Linked DNA regions of Homo sapiens: region 2 is linked to region 1. A link is a loop called in an ENCODE intact Hi-C map of the cell type or tissue named here. Cell type or tissue: B cell. All regions are shown on one strand. Links, peaks and the distances in the headings refer to the core of each region. The heading gives the core; the rest is flanking DNA.

Region 1 (11,346 bases), core at 2,139-10,138:
TTCTTTATTTTTTAAGACAGGGTCTTGCTCTGTTGCTCAGTCTGGAGCACAGTGGGGCGGTCACAGCTCACTTCCACCTTGCCCTCCCAGGCTCAAGTGATCCTCTCAACCCAGCCTCTGGAGTAGCTGGGGCTACAGGTGCACACCACCATACCCAGCTAATTTTTTTGTATTTTTTGTAGAGACAGGATTTCACCATGTTGCCCAGGCTGGTCTTGAACCCCTGGGCTCAAGCAATCCACGCACCTCAGCCTCCCAAAGTGCTAGAATTAGAAGCGTGAGCCACTGCACCCAGCCTGATTAACTTTAACTGTATAAATGGTCACACCTTCCCTTCAGCAGAAAATAGATTTTCTAAGAGTTAGATGTATCCTTTCATGCTACAAGGAGTACTTACTCGATTTCTGCTCAAAAAAGTATTAACAACTCTATTTCATTTGACTTTTATGTGCTAGTCTAGTATTCAGTTCACTGTTTGCAACAACATATATCAATTCACAATAACAGGCAGTTAAATATGATTGACTATAGGAAGCACTGTTCTGATGTTCTATAGCTTTCCTATAAATATTTATTTGTGGTAATTCTGCTCCATTTCTCCATACAGTTCTAAAAATTTCTTTAAAATTATATTATTAAACTTAAAATACTCAGACATGGAATTCCTACTGGAATTGCAGACATAAGGAACTAACATTTCTAGTTCCTTCCAATAAATCTGTGACAGCACTTCAAAATATAACAGCTCATTGAAATTGGCTCCCAGGAAGAAAAGTTGATAATCAGCTAGAAGAATGAAGCCTTTGGCATGCTTGTCAATCATATCTAATCATATCTAATGTTGTATCGTGTGAAAGAAGGTAATCAATTCTGAATGGTATCTCTTAAGAAAAGCAGCTTTTATTATAATCAGGCTTTTTCTTAAATTTAACTTTTGAAAAAAATCTCAATTCCTCTTTTCTGAAATACCAAGAAGGCCCCTTTTGAATTATTTTGCCTTGTCTAACAGTTCATGCTATGGTTCATCTTTTTTGAGATCTAAAATTAAAATTGAGGGGTTTTTTTGGTTTTTGTTTGGTTTAGTTTTTTTAGTCCACAAAATGGAGCTATTAATAATTATTGTCACCTAACAACCTTCACCAAATCAGTCTTGATGTCGTCACCTTCACTCAGGACTGCCTTTCTATTTTATTTTATTTTATTTTATTTTATTTTATTTTATTTTATTTTATTTTATTTTATTTTATTATTATTTTTTGAGACTGAATCTAGCTCTGTCACCCAGGCTGGAGTGCAATGGCATGATCTTGGCTCACTGCAACCTCTGCCTCCCAGATTGAAGCAATTCTCCTGCCTCAACCTCCTGAGTAGCTGGGATTACAGGTGCCCGCCCCCACGCCCAGCTAATTTTTTTGTATTTTTAGTAGAGACGGGGTTTCACTGTGTTGGCCAGGCTGGTACCTTTCTATTTTATAGCAGTAACAAAAGTATCCTGAGCAAAGTTGGAATTCCAGAGGAAGCTGTAGACATATATTCTAAAATATATATCCCTTTTTTTCACTCTACCATGACATGTTTTTAAAGACAATCTTTTCTTCAGTTAGTTATTCATTGTGTATGATAAAGGGAAAATAATTCTGATTTACTTATGGGTTTTCTCCTTTGCATTTCTTCCTCTTTAAACTGTGAGAATTCTTGTTTGGTTTGTTTGTTTTCTGAAAACAGGGTCTCACCCTGTCACCCAAGCTGGAGTGCAGTGGTGCAGTCATGGATTATTGCAGCCTCAACCTCCTTGGCTCAAGGGATCCTCCCACCTTAGCCTCCCTAGTAGCTGAGACAACAGGCACATGCCACCATACCAGGATATATATATATATATAAAATGTGTGTGTGTGTATATATATATATAGTAGGGACAGGGTCTCACTATATTGAGCAATCTGGTCTCAAACTCTCAGCCTCAAGTTATCTTCCCACCTCGGCCTCCCAAAGTGTTGGGATTACAGGTTTAAGCTACTACACCCAGCCTGAATGTGAGAATTCTAAAGCAGTACATTGAAAAATCATATATACACAAGGATTTAAGTAATTGGCTTTGTTGTTGTTGATCAAAATTTGTTTGAAAATTCCAGGTTTGTATGAATTAACTACTTTGTAAAAGCGAGAGCTGTTGCTTTTCTGATGCCTATTCACAGGGAGGAAACGTCTGACGGGTGGGAGAAAGCTCCATGGGGTTCAGGGTTGAGTCTTCTTGTTTTTCTGTGCCTTTACACAATGTCTTATCTTGAGCCTGAGACAGAGAATAACTAATTGGTCAAGTTTGCCGAGTCCTTACTCTACACCAGGCACTGTGTTAGGCGTGTGATATGTGTACTTTCACTTCAACTTCACAGTAAACCTAAGAGTTTAGCATGGTCGTTATCCTTATTTCTCAGATGAGGAAATAGAAACTTGATCACAGCTATGGTCACAGTCCTAAATAGTAGAGCCTGAACTCAGTCAGCATTGTTTAACCCCAAGGTCTTTGAACTTAACCTTCAGTTTGCCATCATGAACACTAGTAGACATACAATGCATACTTAATGATCGCATAGTGGAGCTAAAGGCCTGTCATGAACACATCCCTTTAAAAGTCCTCTCCTTTAAAAATAAATCTCTGCTCAGCCCACTGATTACAGTTTTACTGGCCTTATGGAACCATTCTAGGCCACTGAATAGATTAGAATAAAGAAACTTATAAACTTTTCCTATTTTACAATTTAAATAAAAACAAAAAAGAACCTAGCTTATGTAATCACTTGTAAGACCATTTAAGAGATGCATAATATCATAGATCTGCTAAATTATTTTTAATCCGTGTCATATTTTTTTCATTTGGGTTCTTTGCAAAGAAAACCTCAAAAACCCTCTACAATGAACTTTCAGCCAGACAGTTTAAACTTGAAATTTATCTCCAATACACTAAAGATCACCTCAGTCATTAAAACTAAGATTAGAAAAACAATCTTCCATTTTCTTTTCATGAAATATAATTTGAAAACAGAGTACTTCACTTTAAAATAATCTAAATAAAATAACATTGCCTAGTTTCTCTTTTAAGATACAGTTTTACTTTATCAACAAAATGAAAGAAATTGAAGGTTGAAATTCTAAAGGAACAAAATAAATGAGGGTCGGCAACTTCTAGGCAGCTGATAAACAGATGTTTCTGTAGTCAAAGGTATTGTTTTTTGAAAGCAATGAAGTAATGGGGTTTCAGGTATATGTCTTATTTATTGGTCATGTTTTTCTTCCCATGTTTCTAAAACAACTTAAATCAATGTTAGTAAATATATAACGAAAGTTAAGAAAATGCAGTCAGCAGGTTTAAATGTTTTAAGAATTAAAAAAGGAGAAACATTATCTTAAAGTTTGCTGGTTTGTAAGTAGTCAAGTGAACAAACTGAATCCATCAAAAGACCATTTATTCGTATTTTAAAAAATAATACTGAAAGACACAGGAACTTGGGGGAGAGATTTTTAAATGAGAGGATAATCTTAACCATAGAAATGTCAATTTTTTGGAATGAAAAGCAACGTGTTCATAAAGGAAGCATTTGATTGACAGATGATATTCTGAACAAAAGCTTTGAGAGTTTGATCTTAGTGTCTTTTGTGAAATTTTTACATTATAAAAATGATGAATCTAGCATGTTGTTTTGAGGTATATTTGCAATTGAAGTGTTATTTCGTTAATTTTTTTCTGTTTTGTTCAATATAAATTTTGATAAGATGTTGTTTAAGCATGATAGTCTATGGATGAATCATTAATTAAGCTTTAAACAGAATACAGGGCAAATGAAATCTATATTTGCCATGAGACTGATTCTGCCTGGATTAGTGTACATTAGGTAAAATAATTCTAAACAGGATGTAGTCTCATTGAATACTCTAACCAGTGTTCTTGGATAGCTACAATAAATAATGCAAGTAATACCAAATTCAATTAATCACTAGTATTCCTGTTACATTTGTAACTTATAACATTTTATTTATGAATATTCACTTTTGTAGAATATTTTTGGCTTAAGTTGAGTTCCCTGAACAACAGGTTCTGAGATGGAAACTTGAGTGTCAGAGATCTATTAGGGAGTTTTTCTAGGAGCACCTCTAAGGAATAAAGGAAAAGAATTAAGTAGAATAATAAAACTGTGATGTACTTGTAAAAGAGTGTTCTTAAGTCAAGGCAAAGGGTCCAAGCCTTATTACCCTTCCCACACTGACCAGTCATTGGATGTAAACTACACCCAGAGGAAGGGATATACAAGGCAGCCTCTACAGAAGGAAGAGCAATTCTCCAAATAAGATGCAACTGTGAGCTCTAATCACTCAATACCCTCGGTAACTAAGTGCCTTCATCCTGAAGGTGGTGGGGTACACTGTAGTATCCACTATAATTTACAAACTCAAAGAAAAATCTTCCAATGTACTATTGGGATTATGATATCATTAATATTGAAATATAACCTGAAAAAAACGTTTTGTCATCATCAAGCTCAACCCTCTCAAAGCAGTAAAGAGGAAACAATATAGATGATATCCTATAAATCGAACAACTCTAAAGACATTGGACTAATGGTGTTCAGATGAATTTTAATTTATATATCTACTTGCCTACTGAATATCCTCATTTGTATGCCTAAATGGCGTAATAAAATGCAAAGCAAGTATTGATTTTTTCCTGCATAAATGTGCCTGTTCCCCAAGATTCCCTACTTCAGTAAGTGATACAGTCATTCTTCCAGGTGCTCAAGTTAAAATAATCTGATTCACTATATTTAGTTCTTTTGTGCACATTCAATCCATTAGGCATCTTATAGGCCCTTCTTTCAAAATACAGCTAGAATCAGACCATTTATACATTGTTATACCTTGACATAAGCTACCATCTCCACTTAGCAGCCTAAATGGTCTCTCTACTTCTCCCTTGCCTTATAATCTATTTTTCACACATCAGACAGAATTATTCTTTTAAATCTAAGAAATATCATGTCACTCCTTTGTTAAAACCTTCCAAAGACTTCATGTCCCCTTCACAACCCGCCTCACTGTCTATCTTAATCACCTACCATATTCTCTTCACTCACTCTGCTCTGCTAACTCTAGTCTTCTTGGTATTCCTCAAACACACCCAACCAAACTCACCTCCTCCCCCAGGGCCTCTTCACTTTCTGTTTTGTCTGCCCAAAATGTGGGCAAAGAGTTAAATATCTGCATAGATAGGACCCTCACTTCCCTCAGGTCTCTGTCAAACTTTGCCTATCAAAGTAGGCTTCCCTGCCTCTCCCAAATCTGTCACCCTTAATCCTCTTTCCTAACTTATTTAGCTCTTTGGTAATCTTTTTCACCACTTTTACTATCCTTTCCCAAAATGAAAATTTGTTGTAATATGCCTGTCAGTATTGATGGCAACTTATTTTGCTAAATAAATACCTAGCACATACACACATATCTGGCATCTGGCGTGGTAGAAGAAGACAAAAAATTAAAGATGATGATAGGGAAAGTATATTTTGTGGCTTTGCTTAGTAAAGAAATGTTCTAACAATTGGTGCCATCTGGAAGGGACTGACAAGAAGTAATAAGTTTTCAGCTTCCAAAGGTGTCCACAAGATGTTAGAGAACCACCTGCTGGTCATTATATTCATGACATTAATTTGAAGGTTGAAGTAAATGAATTCCAAGGTCTTACATTTCTGGGTTCATGTGATTTTATTAGAATTTTAAAGATAATTATATTTCACTGGTTTATGAATTCTTAAAATATTTTAATTCATTTTCAGGTTTGACTAGACAATCTATCTCAACATGCTTATGGTTTGCCATTAAAATGACTCTTCTTGTAAACAAGACAAAAACTGATTTCTCTTGAAGCATTCATTATGCATATGAGCACTTGATTAGAAATATGGCAACGGGAAATAAATAATCTCTCAAAAGTTCATTACTGAACGATGCTATCGTGTTCCAAATAAGCTCAGTGTGAATTTAAGACTGGCTCATTAATCATTAGAAGACAACTCTAATCAGTGGAATGTGACTCTAACTTCACTTTAAAGCAATTGTACTTGATTGAAAATAGCAGCCAATTAAGAAAAAAATACAAATGATTGGCAAGAAGGGGGAAAAGACTTTAAATCTTAGACTTATATAATGACTTCATTGATTGCTAAAAATTGAGTTGTTTAAAACTCTCAGATTGTTATAATGACCCTGAATTAATCCTGCACTATGAAAATTAGAAGAGTAATTTCTAAGATGAAGAGAGAGTATTCACTCTTTCCTTCCTTAGTAATAGAACCCAAATCATAATGGGGCTATAATACACTCTTGTAACGGACTAGATCGAAGCCAGCCCTGCTTGCAGCTAGGTGACAAAGTTCTGGACTACTGGGATGTAATTTTAAGCATGGGGGACTTCTGGGAGGGCTGCTTATTAGAATCTGACTCATTTGAGAGGTATTTTCTTTTGCCTTCCCCCTTCCTCCTTCCTATTGCCTGAAAATCAGATTTCATGAATGAAGTTTCAGAAGCCACCTTGAAGGTGACTTTGAAGAGGGAAGCCAGCTAATTGTTGAATGGCCCTATATGCCTACCTCTTTTATGTGAGAGAGAAATAAACTTTAAACTTAAGGCACTGTTGTTTGAGTTTTCAGATACATGTAGCCAAATTAAATATGGTATTACTCTAATGTATGGTATTACAGTAAGTCTAATGAAATTACTCTATGGAGTATAATGGACGGGAAAATGTAGTAAGTATAGGACTTATCTGTTCCCTGTCATAATTTCCTGCAGTATTCACTCTTCTTCTGTAACATTAGCTCAGCTTTTGTGGAACCATGACAGTTCTCTTAGTTGGTCTATGAAACAAGATGCCATTTGCCTTGTGCAAGAGGTGGGCACAGAATCCAACCTTGACCAATGAGATTTCATATGTCCTAAACTTGTCCCTTGAGTGACAAAAAGATGAAAAGTTTTTCGGGTTAATTTTTCTCCCATCATCCTGAAGAGACTGCCTTTTAATTCTAGTGAATTAGATACCGAGAACTGTTCTTTCTTAGCCCTAGTTATTTTTTTCTTCAATGCTATACTGTGAACTCTGCCATATTATCATTTATGTATATATACAATATATATTTTCATCTTTGCTTTCTTTTGAAAAGCTGTTTTCTTTTGCATTTACTTAAGAAACTGAAGTAGTTTTTGTATTCAAAATTGTACTTAACACATGGCTAAAGTTGGTCCAACAGTGGATTAGTCAAACCCAATATTATTAGTATTAAATAATTAAACTTGAAGCTTATTATGTCCACTGCACTTATCACATGGATGTAGACTGTTCTGATATCAGCTCACCCCTATGGCTTCTGAGAATTTAGCATTAGTTTTAGGCCTGCATGGAATCTTAGGTTACTGTTAGAGTACTTGGTGACAGTATAGTTTTAATGATGTCAGTGTAATATGGGCAGGTAGCTTTTCTTTTCCGTGACTCTGGAATGTACCCTTACTCAAAGCTGGCCATATCACAGATGACGCAGCTGACCATGAGAAGTATTTGAAGTGCATAAATCTATCCCTATTCTGGAAATAGCAAATAAAGGATCATATAATATTGCTGCTTACTTTAGTAGAGTTTTGAACTCACTTAGTACAACTCCAACTTAGTGCCATAGAGCTTGATTGACCTGAACCAGGTCTTACTGTAGCAGAGATGGGGCTAGAATATAAGTCAACTGACTCCAGTTCCTATGCTCTTTCCCTTACACACATTCATCAGAGTGTGCGGCTCTGATGTCAGAGCATTAGCTCTGGAGTGAGAGACCTAGGTTAGAGACTACGTGTTCTAATTTAGAGTCTAGTAAGCTGTATGACTTAACATGATGCCTATAACCTCCTAAATCTCAGTTTTCTTATTTCTGACCTGCAAACTGGTAATGATTAGATGAGTTAGTGTTCCTTGAGCATACAATAGTGTCTTGTACATGAAACTGATACATTGCTATAAATGTTGGATACAGCTATTAAGATTAATAATAATTAGGAGGCAGAGCAAGATGGCAGAACATTCCTCTGATCATCCTCAGAAAGTTCCTCTGATCATCCTCCCTGCAAGGACACCAAGTTAACAACTCTCTACACAGAAAAAAACACCTGCATAAGAATAAAAAATCAAATGAGCACTCATAGTACCTGGCTTTAACTTCGTATTGCTGAAAGAGGCAATGAAAAGATTTCTTTTTTAAGTCCTGAATCACCAATGCCGCCCGTCCTCCCACCTACCACAGCAGCAGCATGATGTGGAGAGCATTTCTGGGAACTGGGGAGGAAAAAACACAGCAATCATGAGGCACTGAGCTCAGACTGTTCTCTTAGAGCAGAAAGGAAAATGAGACCAACCTCAGCTGATGCTCGCCCACAAAGGCAACATTTAAACCAGCCCTAGTCAGAGGGGAATCACCTAGTCCAGTGGTCTGAACTTGAGTGCCTGCAAACCTCACCACCGAGGGCCACAGTGCCTTGGGTCTCTAGGTAAACATGAAAGGCAGTTCAGTCCATTAGGACTGCAACTTGTAGGCGAGTCCTAGGGCTGAACTAGGCACAGAGGTAGTGGACTGGAGGGGCATGTGACATACTGAGACACCAGTTGGGGCGGCCTAGGGAGTGCTGGCATCATTCCTCTCTTAACCCCATGCTGCGCAGCTTATGGTTCCAAAAAAGACCCCTTCCTTCTGCTTAAAGAGAGGAGAGGGAAGAGCGGGGAGGACTTTGTCTTGCATCTTTGATACCAGCTCAGCCATAGCAGAATAAGGCACTGATTAAAGTCATGAGGCCTCTATTCCAGGCCCTAATTCCCACACGACATTTCCAGACACACCCTGGGCTAGAAGGGAACCCACTGCCTTGAAGGAAAGGACTCAGTCCTGCCAGTATTCTGCTAACTGAGGAGCCCTTGGGTCCTGAATAACCAGTAGCAATAGAGAGGTGCACATCAAGGGCTTTGGTGGGCCTATGAGACTTGCTGGCTTCAGGTGATACTCACACATAACCACCTGTGGTGGCTATGGGGCAAAACTCCTTCTGCTTGAGAAAAGCACAGGGCAAAGTAAAGGGGACTTTTTCTTGCACCTTAGGTACCAACACTGCCACAAGGGAGTAGAGCGCCAAGCAGGCTCTTGGGTTCCCCAATTCCAGGACTTGACTCTCGGACAGCATTTCTGGACCTGTCCTGGGCAAGAGGGAGCCCACTGTTCTAAAGAGTGAGAACCAGGCCAGGCAGCATTTGCCACAAGCTGACTTAAGAGACCTTGGCTTTAAAGGAACTTTGGTGGTAGTCTGGCAGTATTCCTCGTGGCCAGGTGTGGCATTGGCTATGGAGGTGAGGATCCTCTGCCTTCGGAAAGGGGAAGGAAGGGTGGGAATTATGGCATCTTATGGTTTGAGTGCCAGCTCGGCCATAATATAATAGAACATCAGGTAGACTTCTAAGGTTTTTGACTCTAGTCCATGACTCCTGGATGGCACTTCTGGACCCACCCAGGGCCTGGGGGACCTTGCTACCCTGAAGGGAAAAACACAGATCTGGCTGGCTTTGCTACCTGCTGATTTTAGAGTCCAAGGGCCTTGAGCAAACATAGGTAGTATTCAGGGAGTGGTTAAAGTGGTTAAAGCAGGCCTTGGGTGAGACCCCGTGCTGTCCTGGCTTCAGGTCTGACCCATAGAAGTCATAGTGGTGGTGGACACAGGGGTGCTTGTGTCATCCATTTACAGCTTTAGGTGGTTCAAAACAGAGAGAGAGACTGTGTATTTGGGAGAAAGTAAGAGAAGAGAACAAAATTCTTTACCTGGTAATCCAGAGAACTCCCCCAGACCTTGTCCAAGGCCATCAAGGCAGTGCCTCTATGAGTCTGCAAGAACTGCAGTGTTATTAGGTTTGGGATCCCCCCTAAAGCAGAAACAGCTTAGATCACAACACCCATGTCCTTTTAAATATCTGGAAAGTCTTCCCAAGGAGGACAGCTACAAATTAGCCCAGACAGTGAAGACTATAATAAATACCTAACTCTTCAATGCTTAGACACCAAAGAACAGTTATTAGTATCAACACCATCCAGGAAAACATGACCTCACCAAATTATCTAAATAAGGCACCAGGGAACAATGCCAGATATATGTGACCTTTCAGATAGAGAATTCAAAATAGCTGTGTTGAGGAAATGCAAATAAACTCAAGATAACACAGAGATGGAATTTAGAATTCCATCGGATACATTTAACAGAGATTGAAATAATTAAAAAGAATCATGCAGAAATTTTGGAGTCGAAAAATGCAGTTGGCACACTGAAGACAGTCCTTTAACAGCAGAATGGATCAAGCAGAAGAAAGAATTAGTGAATTAAAGACAGACTATGTGAAAATACACAGTCAGAAGAAAGCCTACAGGATCTAAAAAAAGAGCCTCAAAAGGCAAATCTAAGAGTTATTGGCCTTAAAGAGGAGGAAGAGAAAGAGATAGAGGTAGAAAGTTTATTTAAAGGGATAGTAACAGAGAACTTCGCAAACCTAGAGAGAGATATTCAAGTACAAGAAGGTTATAGAACACCAAGCAGTTTTAGCTCAAAGAAGACTGCCTCAATGTGTTTAATAATCAAATTCCCAAAGGTCAAGGATTCAGAAAGGATTGAAAAGCAGCAAAAGAAAAGAAAAGAATAACATATAATAGAGCTCCAATGCATCTGGCAGCAGACTTTTAAGTGGAAACCTTGCAGGGCAAAAGAAAGTGGCATGACTTATTTAAAATGCTGAAGAAAAAAAATTTACCCAAGGAGAGTATATCCAGTGAAACTATACTTCAAGCATGGAGGAGAAATAAAGACTTTCCCAGAAAAATAAAAGCTAAGGGATTTTATTAATTCTAGATCTGTCCTACAAGAAATGCTAGAGGGAGTACTTCACACAGAAAGAAAAGGACATTCATGAGCAATGAATGTCCTGAAGGTACAAAACTTACTGGTAATAGTAAGTAAACAGGACAACACAAAGTATTATAACACTTAACTGTGTTGTATAAGCTACTTGTATCCTAAGTAGAAAGAGTAAATGATGAACCAATAAAAAATACTAACTACAACAACTTTTCAAGACATAGTAAAATAAGATGTGAATATTAATGGAAACAATAAAAATGTAAAAAAGCAGAGAGACAAAGTTAAAGCAAGGTTTTATTAGTTTCCTTTTTGCTTGTGTGTTTGTGTGGGCAAATAGTGTTAAGCTGTTATCAGATTAAGATAATGAGTTATAAGATA
Region 2 (11,346 bases), core at 1,519-9,518, 66 kb before region 1:
TGCAACAAACTTCTCTGAAAAGTTTGATTTTGTTCTTAAAAGAATAATGTCCTGAAATTTCCCTCAATGTCAATTACTGCCATATACTAAGTTGAGGCCTCAAATATGCAAGTGATTACTTCTTGGTTGATAATTACCAATGTCAACTAAAGTCAAAAGAGTTCAGTGAAAAGTAATGTCAACCATTAGATTCACTGTCTACTTTTTAGTGTAGGAATAATTTTGAGAGAAACTTAAAGTAGGGTTTTAAATTTTAAAAAATGAACATTTTGAAAACATCTAAATTTAAATGAAACGGACGTTTCAAACTGTTCTATTTGGTTACTGCTTTGGGGTCAGTTATTATTTCCATTTAAAATGATAGCTTTTTCTGGTTTTATTTAATAGAGAAATCTCTATTTGCCTAAAAAGGCTAGTAAAGATCCTCCTGAAACTTGGAGAGCCACTATATTGGGATGTTTTGCCCCTACTTTGGTTGTAAAGGGTGTCAAGTGAATGAAAATATATAATATACCTTCTTCTTCTTCTTTTTTTTTTTTTTTTGAGATAAAGTCTTGCTCTGTCTCCCAGGCTGGAGTGCAATGGCGCAATCTTGGCTCACTGCAACCTCCGTCTCCCGAGTTCAAGCGATTCTCCTGCCTCAGCCTCCTGAGTAGCTGGGATTACAATCACACACCACCAAGCCTGGCTAATGTTTGTATTTTTAGTAGAGACAGAATTTCACCATATTGGCCAGGCTGGTCTCAAACTCCTGACCTCAGGTGATTCCACCTGCCTCGGCCTCCCAAAGTGCTGAGATTACAGATGACAGCCACTGTGCCCGGTCCATATATCTTCTTTTGAATATTGAACATGATATGCCTTTTTACTCTGGGTTTTCTCATAGTTCTCTTGCAGTAACAACCCACGATTTTTAATGAAAAAAGCTTTTCTCCACAATTTCATCTATTTAATCAAATTATAGCCAATATGATTAATATTTATTGAAAATTTACTTTGCACCTGATACTGTGTAGAATAAGGTTTATAATTTAAAATCTCACACAAATTTTTGAGATAGATATCACTATTCTATTTGTTGTATAAGGAAACTGAATCTAACAAGAGCAAATAATTACTAGGGTATAAGCTTGTGTTTATATTTAAGAAGTCCTATTTCAGCACCAAAGTTTTGAAGCTAGCATCTTTAACATTGTTTCCCAGACTGGATTTCAAGGGAATAATAGCTCTGCAAGATATTAACAGTTATTTTTCAAAACAAGATTCCAATCTGAGTAGTTTGCCAATGCATGAAAAGTTATTGCACAATTTTTCAAAACCTTTAACATGTTAATAGGCATTGTGAATCTTTAAGAAAAAATACTGTGTTTCTATGTAGTGTTTCTCAAATATATGTGTGTGCACATGCACACATGCATGATTGCATGTATATATATGCATATGTGTCATTTTTACATACTTTTTAAAATTATTATACATATTATAAATAAGTATATACATATGTCTTTACAGTACACTCATAAGGAAGCACTGGTTTGTATTCATCAAAGTGTTCACATTAGTGAGGTCTTATATGGACTCTTGCATATCCCTGGCCATTTCTATTCCCGTGCTCTAAATGTAACATAACTCAAAAATGATAGTAAGCTCCTACATTTTTCAGAGTACAGCATAAAAAGGGAATATTTTAATACTCTGAAATTTACATCCCTTCCATAGGATATAACATTCAAATGTATTCACAGTGACTAAGGAAAGAATAATGGATATTATAAGGAAAGAATAATGGATATGGAACATTAGAATTAAAAGAGTCTGTCACACATCTTCTAGTTAGCCTTCTTCCTCTAAGAAAAGTTATACAGACCTTTTCCAGACAAATTGTTGTTTTTTAGAAATTTCCAGTAACGAAAGTTTTGTAAGTTCAATTTTTAAACTCTTTCCTGAGTTATACTGACCTCGCCACATAAAAGTGGCTTTTAGTTTAAAACTAATTTCCTCCGTTTTTCTCCAGTTACATCCTTAGGGCAATGTTTTGGAGCCCTGCTTTTAGAATTGGGGAAGAGTTAGTCCTCGTTCCATTAGAAAAGTCATTTTTATAATGGTAACTATATTAAGATTTGAGCACAGCATAGTAAAATGAACTTTATAAGAATAAGAGTAATTATTGTGTGGAATTGTATAATCTGTATGGCATAGCCTTTATGCATGTACACACAGGTACACACATGCACATGCATACACACAGGCATACATTTACACATGCACAGTTTTTCTTGATAATTTTGCCTTGCAATGATCTAAGAAAATTTACCATAGTCCACTACTATCCACAGTAACCTCCTTTAACTATGATTTATGCTACCATCTACTGAAGAACATTAATGATTCAAAAGACTTGGGTTCTAGTTTGACTCTAAAAACTATGGGGTTCATGTCTTTTTGGCAGTTTATTTACAATACCTATGACTTGGTTTTCTCATCTATAACATGGGGTTAAATAATATTGTGTCATGCCTTAATTGATTGGTATAAGGATCAAAGTGATACGTGTGTGAGGGTGCTTGAGTTCCTTTTATTTTTTCACTTCTGTACTCATTATGCTTATATTCTCTTTGAAATACTTTTCCTCCTTGTTATGGGTCACATTTTCCTGCCTCTTGTCATGCCCAATGATTTCCTATTGAATGTTGGACATTGTGATTGTTATATTGTTAAGTGTCTGGATTTTCTTGTCTTTAATGAGTGTTTTGACACTTAAGTTGCAGACCAGTTTGATTGCTTTGAGTATTGTTTTGAAGATGTATTAGGGCTGGGTTTGTTGTTGTTATTTTGTTTTGTTTTGTTTTGTTTTTGAACAGGGTCTTGCTCTGTCACCCTGGCTAGAGCGTGGTGGCACGATCACAGCTCACTACAGCTGTGACCTCCTGGGCTCAAGTGATCCTCCCACCTCAACCCCTCCAGTAGCTGGGATTACAGTTATGTGCCATCATGCCTAGTGTATTTTTTTGTAGAGATGGTATTTCACCATGTTGCCCAGGCTTGTCTTGAACTCCTGGGCTCAAGCAATCCATCTGCTTCAGCCTCCCAAAGTGCTGAGATTACAGGTATGAGCCACTGTACCTGGCCAGGGATGGTTTTAAGTAGCATTTACTCCTGGGATAATTTCACTAAAGCATGATCATTTGGAGTCTGTACTGAACGTCCTCAAGTGACTACCGAGGACTCTTCATGCTGATTGGGTGGTGCTTGAATGACACCCTGGCTTTTGTGAGCTCTAGAAATTATTCTGCTTACAAATCCGAGGTTGCTTGTTGTCTGAGGTCATGGAGTTTTACTCCTATGTGCACTGTCTAGTACTCAACAAAGACTCAAGGTGATTCCAGTAACAAATCTGCAGCTAGGTTTTTGTTTTGTTTTGTTTTTATAGTTCTCTCCTTTCTGTAACTCTGTCCTACAGCTTCAAAGGAATTCAGCCTCTCTGAACTCCAATTGCTGTCCTCAACTCCCTAAGACTGCTAGATTCTGTCTGGTTTCCCCTTCCATGTGGCCATGGTACAGAAATTTCCTCTAGGCAGGAAGCTAGGGAGGTTGTAGGGCTCACACTATTGTTTCCCTTTCCTCAGGGATAATAGTCCTGGGCTGCCTACTGCCTAAAGCCTAAAAATACTTTATTTTAGATATTTCATCCAGTTTCTGTGTTTATAGCAGGAGGTTAAGTCTGGTCCTTATTATTTCATTATGGCCAGAAGTACAATTTTCATATGAAGTTACTTTCAATTCTTTAAATTATTATATTTTTTACATTACTTCTTTCAACTATCTAATTCTTAAACATTTAGATCAATATACTCTCAAATTGCCATTATGTGTTTGAGTGTGTGTCTGTATGTGTGTGAGAGACAGAGGGAGAGAGAAAAGAGATACCAAGCATGCTACAGAAAGATATCATTTTTTATTTTCTTCTCTTCAACTTTCAGGTTTTGGCTTTTGAGTAGCAGACATTTTTCTTTAATAGTTATGTTTCTTTTCATGGGAATTATACAAAAAATAGCATCAAAGTGATAATTTCTGCCATTTTATTATCTAGAATGAAGCTAAGTAAAAGTGAATTTAAAGAAAAAGGATTAAATAAATCACAGTAAACATAAAAAACAAGGCAAAACCTTTGAAGATGGTAAGCTGGTGTATGGCTGACGGGTCTGGGGCCTCCTTTACATGGTAGAAGGACTAGATAAAATAAGAGCAGAGGAGAAAAACACTCAGCTATTCTGCGTCTGATCTAACATTTTATTTTTCTTCCCCTTGAAAATTTTGTCTTCCAAAGATGTATTCATATAATTGTTCTTCTGGGGGGATCCTTCTGCATTTGAGTTGACTAATGGAAGATACTTGCAGTGTTTGGAAGTCAACGATATGATGTTACTACCAACAACCACTTTAATCAGAAATAAACTAAGGAGCACTTAGTCCTGAACATCTCTTCTTCATCCATACTTTCCTCTTGACAGCTAAACACTTCTTCCATTTATTCAGAGAGAAAAAAAGACTGGGAGAAAAACTTAAAATAGAACTATTAAGATAGAAGAACAGAAAGTAAAATGAATGAGGACAATTTCTAACAGAAGGAAGCAGAGGGTTCAATTTAAAACCTGTATCTATTTTACAGTTGCCTATGCTGTGGTTGTGTTGGATTGCCAGAGTTTAGAAAGCAGACACTGTCCTTATGGATTAATTGGATGAACCACTTACTAGGGAGGAAAAGAACTGAATGTGTTCAGAATCTGTGACTACATTATTCTAAGCCTAGGTCTGTGTATCTGCCTCCCAGTGCCATATGGCAGAAGCATAGGTTGGTAATTTCCAGATTATTTAGTTCCAAACTTTTCCACAAAATGTGGTGATTTTATTTATTAACACTGAGAAGGAAGATATTCTGCAATATGATTAACAATGGTGGAGAAAAACTATAGAGATAGCTTGTTATAAATACAGTCAAAGCTCTGTAAATCTGTGGTTTTCTTGAGTTCCAAGGCTTTGAGACTAAGGCAGCAAAGATTTAAGTTGCAAGAAGCTCTGTTTTACTCTTTCTCTCTACATCTTCTCTACATCCCTCCTGATGCTACAATTTCCTCAGAGCTTGGGACTGTATGTAGAGTTATTTGACTGACCCTTTTAGCACACAGTAGTTGGGAGAAAACATCGTGTCAAATCATGCTGTGAGGGGATAAAAGGTAAATTCTGCCAGTTGGTTGTCGAATATCTTGTAAGAAAAACTGAATGCTTAGCCTTCTATATAGGACTGCCAATTAAATATTTAAATTAAAAAAATTAAAGATGAGCCAATCCTTCTAAATGGAAAAATACAATGATGCGTCACTAAAACACAATCCTGATGAAGTAATTTTCTATTCTTTTCCATAAGAGATAAGCACCTACTGAGATAAGTATAGGCTCCTACAAGTAGAAGAGCCTTGGAAAAGAACACAAATTAGAGGTTGTTGGAGAAGCAATGGCAGTGACTTTACTGTTTCTTCATATCTTCTTTTTTAAAAATACTGAAACTCACCCCCTCAAACAGGAACAGATAGCATTAAAGTTGATGTTGGCCACTGGGTGGCAGCGATGCCTCAGTAACATTATTTGAACAATGAGGACAGTTTGCCAAGCTTTCTCCATCTCCTCACCTCCAGATTCATAAGCACCATTTTCCATGCTTACAACTGTCACTAGTGGAATCATAAATTCTATTCATAGCTCCACTTATTTTCATCTTTTATTCCTAAGAGGAAGACATAACTTCTCTTAGGCTCTTTATGCTATCTATAATTTCTGGGACTTTTATTCAGAGTTTGTTTTGCTGGGATTTTTTTTTGACCTTTCACTCCATTTTCAGCTTTTTTCTTTCCACTTATGTCCTCTCCTTTATATACAATATGCCCAGAAATATTCTTAAAATTCTGCACAGCTAGGCATTAAGATCAATCTTGCCTGTTTCTCTTGGCTTTTTCTCCTCATCTCATCTTTCCTCTGTACCATAAGAAGACTTTCTCTGAGAGGAGAATGATGAACTATTTACTTTTAGTTCCCAGTTCCTAGATCTGCTAAATCACATCTTCTGCCCCCACAGAAGTAGAAAAAGAAAAACGCTATTGAGCATAAATCTCATGATTTTGTCTTCTTTGAACAGACATTTCTGTCAATTTGCCTTTAGGGATGTTGAGCTTTGAGAATTCTTTCACCCATTTATTTTCATTTTGTTTCTTCAGCTGGGGTCCGTATACAAGAGGACTTCTTTAGTGAGATGTCATGGCCAACATCCACTTAAAATATAAACTTAGTTAAAGCAACTGTACTTCTATGGGGAATCAGCACAAAATCACAGAAATAAAGCTGCAAGTTAACTTGGAAATAATGTTGCTCAAGCATCTGCAACGTTCTTAGAGGAAGGATCTATGTATGTATTCTCCAGAGCCTACAGGTGGAAAGGGAGGGCCTTGGTAGGGCTTTACTGAAATCAGAGTCTGACAGTGGGGTAAGGGAAAAGGCATAACCATCAATTATATTTTCCTCCCAGGAGGGAGTGTCTGCACAAGACATTGATGCTGGATCATGGTGGAGTGGTATGTGTAATGGCAGTACCTGCTGGTGAATCCCTCAGATAAGATATTTTAAGTTTCGTAGGTGGAGAGTACATAATTGCTTAGAGAGTCACTAGCCAGATGCTCATTTATCTAAAAAGTTGGTTCTTGGGAGGCATACATATGTTTCTTAAGATTTTATGTCTAGTTATGAGAGAACTCAGATTTCTGGAACAAATACTGCCCATCTGTACAATAGGGTTATTAAATATTTATTATTTATATTGCCATGGTAAGGAATAAGTAACATATGCAATTCACCCTGCATAGTATGTGATAAGAATTAAGGAATCAGTACATGTAACTTCCCTTCTCTCAGTAATAAACAACAAATGTCATAAGCATGGGCTTAGAGCAACATATTTGCATTAAAGTTCTGCTTACCCACTTACTGGCTTTATGTTTTTGACTTTTAAGTTTAGTTTTCTTCTCTGTAAAATGTAAATATAATAGCACTTACCTTACAGGCAAGGTGCTTTTTCAGGATTTATTGGCCATGTGTGCTATACAATAAATATGCGTTGAATTTAATCTATTACTATTACTAGAAAATATTTTGCAGTAAAATTAATGAAACAACTGGAAAGGCCAAATTAAGCTGGGCATTAGGACTGATTATTAAGCTGGGCAAGTGAAGAACTGTTTATTAAATGACTTAGGACACAATTGCATGATCTATATATTGTTTTCTTCTACAGAAGAAATGTATTTCTACAAAAACTTGAGAATGAAATAAAATAACTTTCTCTTGTTTTGCCAAGAGAAAAGTTATTTAAAAGGGTTGGGTGATAAAGGTAGCTAGATTTCATAGGATCATTGAATGTCTATTCTTAACAATCTTTTTCATTCTATTGCTATTTCAGATGCACTTAATTTCTGCCAAAATTTTGATTATTTTTTAAAAATTACAATAATAAGAACACTTATAACTAGAGACATATATTTTTCCTTAATTAAAAAAGAAGTCAGAAGCTAAGTTTGAGTTTCTAATCTTTAGCACTTAATAAATATATAAGTATACAAAAACCCCCAAGATTTGCAATAATAAGGAAAATATTCAATTAACACAGTAGTGCCTGAGTAGGATCACTGAATATCCAATCTGTGTTCAGGTCGTAACTTAAATACTTTGGTTGTAAAGGTAATTTCCTTACAGTAGTGACAAATTAAGCAATAAAAAATGATTTGGTGACAGAAGTGGCAAGGGCATTACCAACACACCCAATCTTCAAAAATTCAAAGAATGTAATTTTCTTATTTAGAAATAAAATATTAAAGTGGTATTGAACTCTAAGCATAAAGTATTTAGACACATCTGAAAACTAAATTTGTCTGTCTTCATGTTTTGTAGAACTCAATTATAATTCACTTCATTGTTATCATCTTCTCTAGAGAAATCAAAAATAAAATTCTGCCCTTACCTGCCCTCCTTGTGGTCACTGTACAGATTCAATTATAATACTTCAAAATACACTCTTGTGAATCAAATTGAGGAGGTCATATTGAACAGATATATGCGGTTTAAACTGTAGGAATTAATAGATATGTCTGTGACAATAGCTTAACTCTAGGGGACAAAAGAATGTACATTGCCATTTCTTTGCTAAGCTCCTGGCAACCTTACCTCAGTATTTTGATAATGTATCACATGTTAAAGAACAAGGGACAAAATTGAACATTATATTTTTTGAGAAAACTAATTAATTGTGTATGTATAAGTACATTGGCCTTTAAAAATGAAACCTCTAAAATCATGTGCTTGTTCTAGCATTGCAAGACTTTTTCGTTTCTATAAAGGAAGATTAAAAAACCCTAGGTTCAGCACAATGAAAATAAAACAGCAAGTCAAAACATAGCTATCTTATTCATAAAAATATCCTAGATCGGGATAAGAAGTTGATTATAATGGCAGGCATATTTTTGGCCTCATACATGCACAAAATAAAGGAAGTATGATGTTCAGAGATTTTTAAGTGAACAATAGTATGCCATCACCACATTTTCTCTTTCACATTATTATGCTCAGCTAGCTCATCATTCCTTTTTTTCTGAACAAAAATGTATGAGAGCTATAAAGCCCCAAGTATCAGATCAGATTGTTCTAGCTATATCTCATCAAGCATTTTCTATATTGAAAAGTTAAAAGCCATTATGTGGAAGCTCTATTAGAGAACAGCACACACACACACACAAATAATCTTCTAAATAGGGTTTTCTAATCTTAATCAGAGCACATTAGTATTGCTTCTGTTTCCTTTTAAGGAGGAGATGGTATGAGTTTAACTTGAAGATTATAAAGCTTATAACTTTTCAGAAGAGGAAACAGGAGACCAATAGAAGTAAATGAAACATATTGGGTGACATTAAAAACTGATGTAGTGATCATAAAATGATTCTAGAGTTCATTCTCATCTTGGGACAACCCAAACCATGGGTTTCATTTTAAGACTTAGCCAAGTCCACTGACCTCTCTATCATTCACCTACATTTCCTGGTCATTAAAGCAATTAAGCCATTCTGTTGATCACTTTTGTTGTTTTAAGTTAAAAAGAAAATAAATCTTGCTGGTTTCATTTAACAATTTATTTAACCAGTCCTTTCTGAGTTCCTGCTATGTGCCAGGGATATTCTATGGAAAGCAATAATAAGACTATTTTATTCACTCTTCCTGGAGCTTTTAATTCTGGTAGTGGCAAAGAGACAATAAACAATACATCATGTGCAAAGTAGTGATTAAAGGGTATAAGAAATAACACAAGGGAACTTAACAAAACAATGGGAAGAGAGAAAGTCTTAATTTCATATTATATGCTTGAGAAAGACCTCTCTAAAAAGGTAACATGTTAATAGAGAACTGAGGGAACTTAAACAGTGATCTGAGTGGCCATGGCTGAAGAAAAGAATTCCCGGGACAGAATGTAGAATTGCTAAGTCATTTAGACAGGATTATACCTTGCGTGTTTGTGAGTGGTGGGAGCTGGTAAGAAGTGGGAAAGGGGTAGGAGATGAGGTCTGAGATGTAGCTGGAGGCAAAGTCATGGGGGATTTGGGTTTGAATTCTAATAAGGTGAGAAGTTTTGTTATCTGACTTATGTTTTGAAAGAAGGTCTGAAAGCTGGGAGCCATGGCCTGCGCCTGTAGTCTCAGCTACTTAGAAAGCTGAGGTGGGAGGATCCTTTTGGGACCAAGAAATGGAGACCAGGCAGGGCAAAGTAGAAAGACCCTGCCTCTAAAAAAGAAGATGGGGGGGGTGGGGGGGGAGGGTGGGGGGAAGTGATTAGAAGTGATTAGGCCTTCTGTCCCCACAGGCCACAGTCAGTGCTGCTGAAGATTCAGCTTTGTTTCAGACTTTCACACTGAAGCTCTGCAGCTTTATTTGGGCAGGTGTGGAGGGAAGCTCCCTGGAGGCAATATGCAGGCTTAGTCCTGTCCTTACCTGGCTGTAGAGAAGGCCTGCAATGGCATCTTGTTTGCTTTTAGGTATATTTTGACATTTTCCAACAGTATTAAGGCCAGTGTATTTCTTTGCATTCTAAGACCAAAATCCAACCAAATATGACCATTCATTAATGGTCATATTTTAAGTTACAGATGCATTTTCATCAAAATAAACAAGATCATCTGCCCTCCTTTCAGCTAGATTTAAAGGAGGCAACTAACAATAAGCATAAATGAAATATTTGTTGGAAAAAAATGAACAAAAATATTATGACCAGTAATTTTTTGTTTTGTTGGTCAGTTTCTTGAAAGACTGTTTGTTTCACTGATGGCAAAAGCCAGGGAGACACTGTTGAAATTATAGCACACACAATGACTTAAGGAAATGAAGAGTTTTAAAAATTGTAGGAGTCTCTGAAAATGTAGTGAAGAGAATTTTAAATCTAGTTCTCTCACTCAAAATGTAAAGTGAATGTTTCTCCCAAAGTGGCAGTCTATAAGACGTATTTTCATTGTACCTAAAAGCATTTGTACATGTGTTAAATTGAGTAATGAGGCAGGAGAAAAATTATTCATTGCTTCTGAACCCCAAAACTTATGAATCTCATCTTTCTTCAACTTCTTCCAATGATGAGATTTTACCAAGGATGAATTTAGAACTAAAATGTAGCCATACTTACTATGCTCAGTTCACTTTTAATGTAAATTGAGGGGCTCTTCTAATTGTAAGCATTACTTCTTAAGCTTAAATATGGGATGGCACAATGGGACTATGATGGAGGTTTGTTGCTGTCAAAGAGATATGAGAATGAAGCCTTCCTTCCCTGCTTAATAATTCTATAATCTTGAATAAAGTTATGATCACATTTGAGCTTGCATTGTTTCTTCCAAAGAACATGAACAATAATATCTACATTTTAGTATCATTATGAGGATAGAGTTACATCCTATCATTAATTAATATAGGGAGTTAGTAAATATTTGTCCCTTCATCTATTTTCTTTTCTTTTCTTTTTTGAGACAGGGTCTTGTTCTTTCACCCAGGCTGGAGTGAAGTGGAACAATTTTTTTTTTTTCATGTAGCCACACCCATATTTATTTCACTTCTTCAGGCTCTGTTCTTGTCCTCCTCTCCGAAGTGGAACAATTATAGCTCACTGCAGCCTCGACCTCCCAGGCTCAAGCAATTATCTCGCTTCAGTCTCCTGAGTAGCTGGGACCACAGGCACGTGCCACAGATCTAGGTAATTTTTTTCTTTTAAATAGA

The links. Peaks named below come from ENCODE experiments on the same cell type or tissue, not always from the same donor. Only the 100,000 strongest peaks of a DNase experiment are listed, where the experiment ranks them.
Region 2: a loop joins it to region 1, with 4 times the contacts of the local background. A loop is called at or near these places in 39 of 110 quality-filtered maps.

Annotation. Positions count from the first base shown.
Region 1 is chr3:152,503,194-152,514,539 of GRCh38, reverse strand. No RefSeq gene overlaps it. Among named protein-coding and RNA genes, the nearest start is that of MBNL1-AS1, 240 kb to the right of the region's middle. In B cell, for the core only: a CTCF peak has its summit at 5,687 (motif pointing left); DNase peaks (open chromatin) are centred at 2,449, 5,649 and 8,476; H3K4me3 peaks cover 766 bases; H3K27ac peaks cover 4,917 bases.
Region 2 is chr3:152,568,927-152,580,272 of GRCh38, reverse strand. No RefSeq gene overlaps it. Among named protein-coding and RNA genes, the nearest start is that of P2RY1, 260 kb to the left of the region's middle. RefSeq lists a silencer at 5,606-5,685. In B cell, for the core only: a CTCF peak has its summit at 5,603 (motif pointing right); a DNase peak (open chromatin) is centred at 5,622.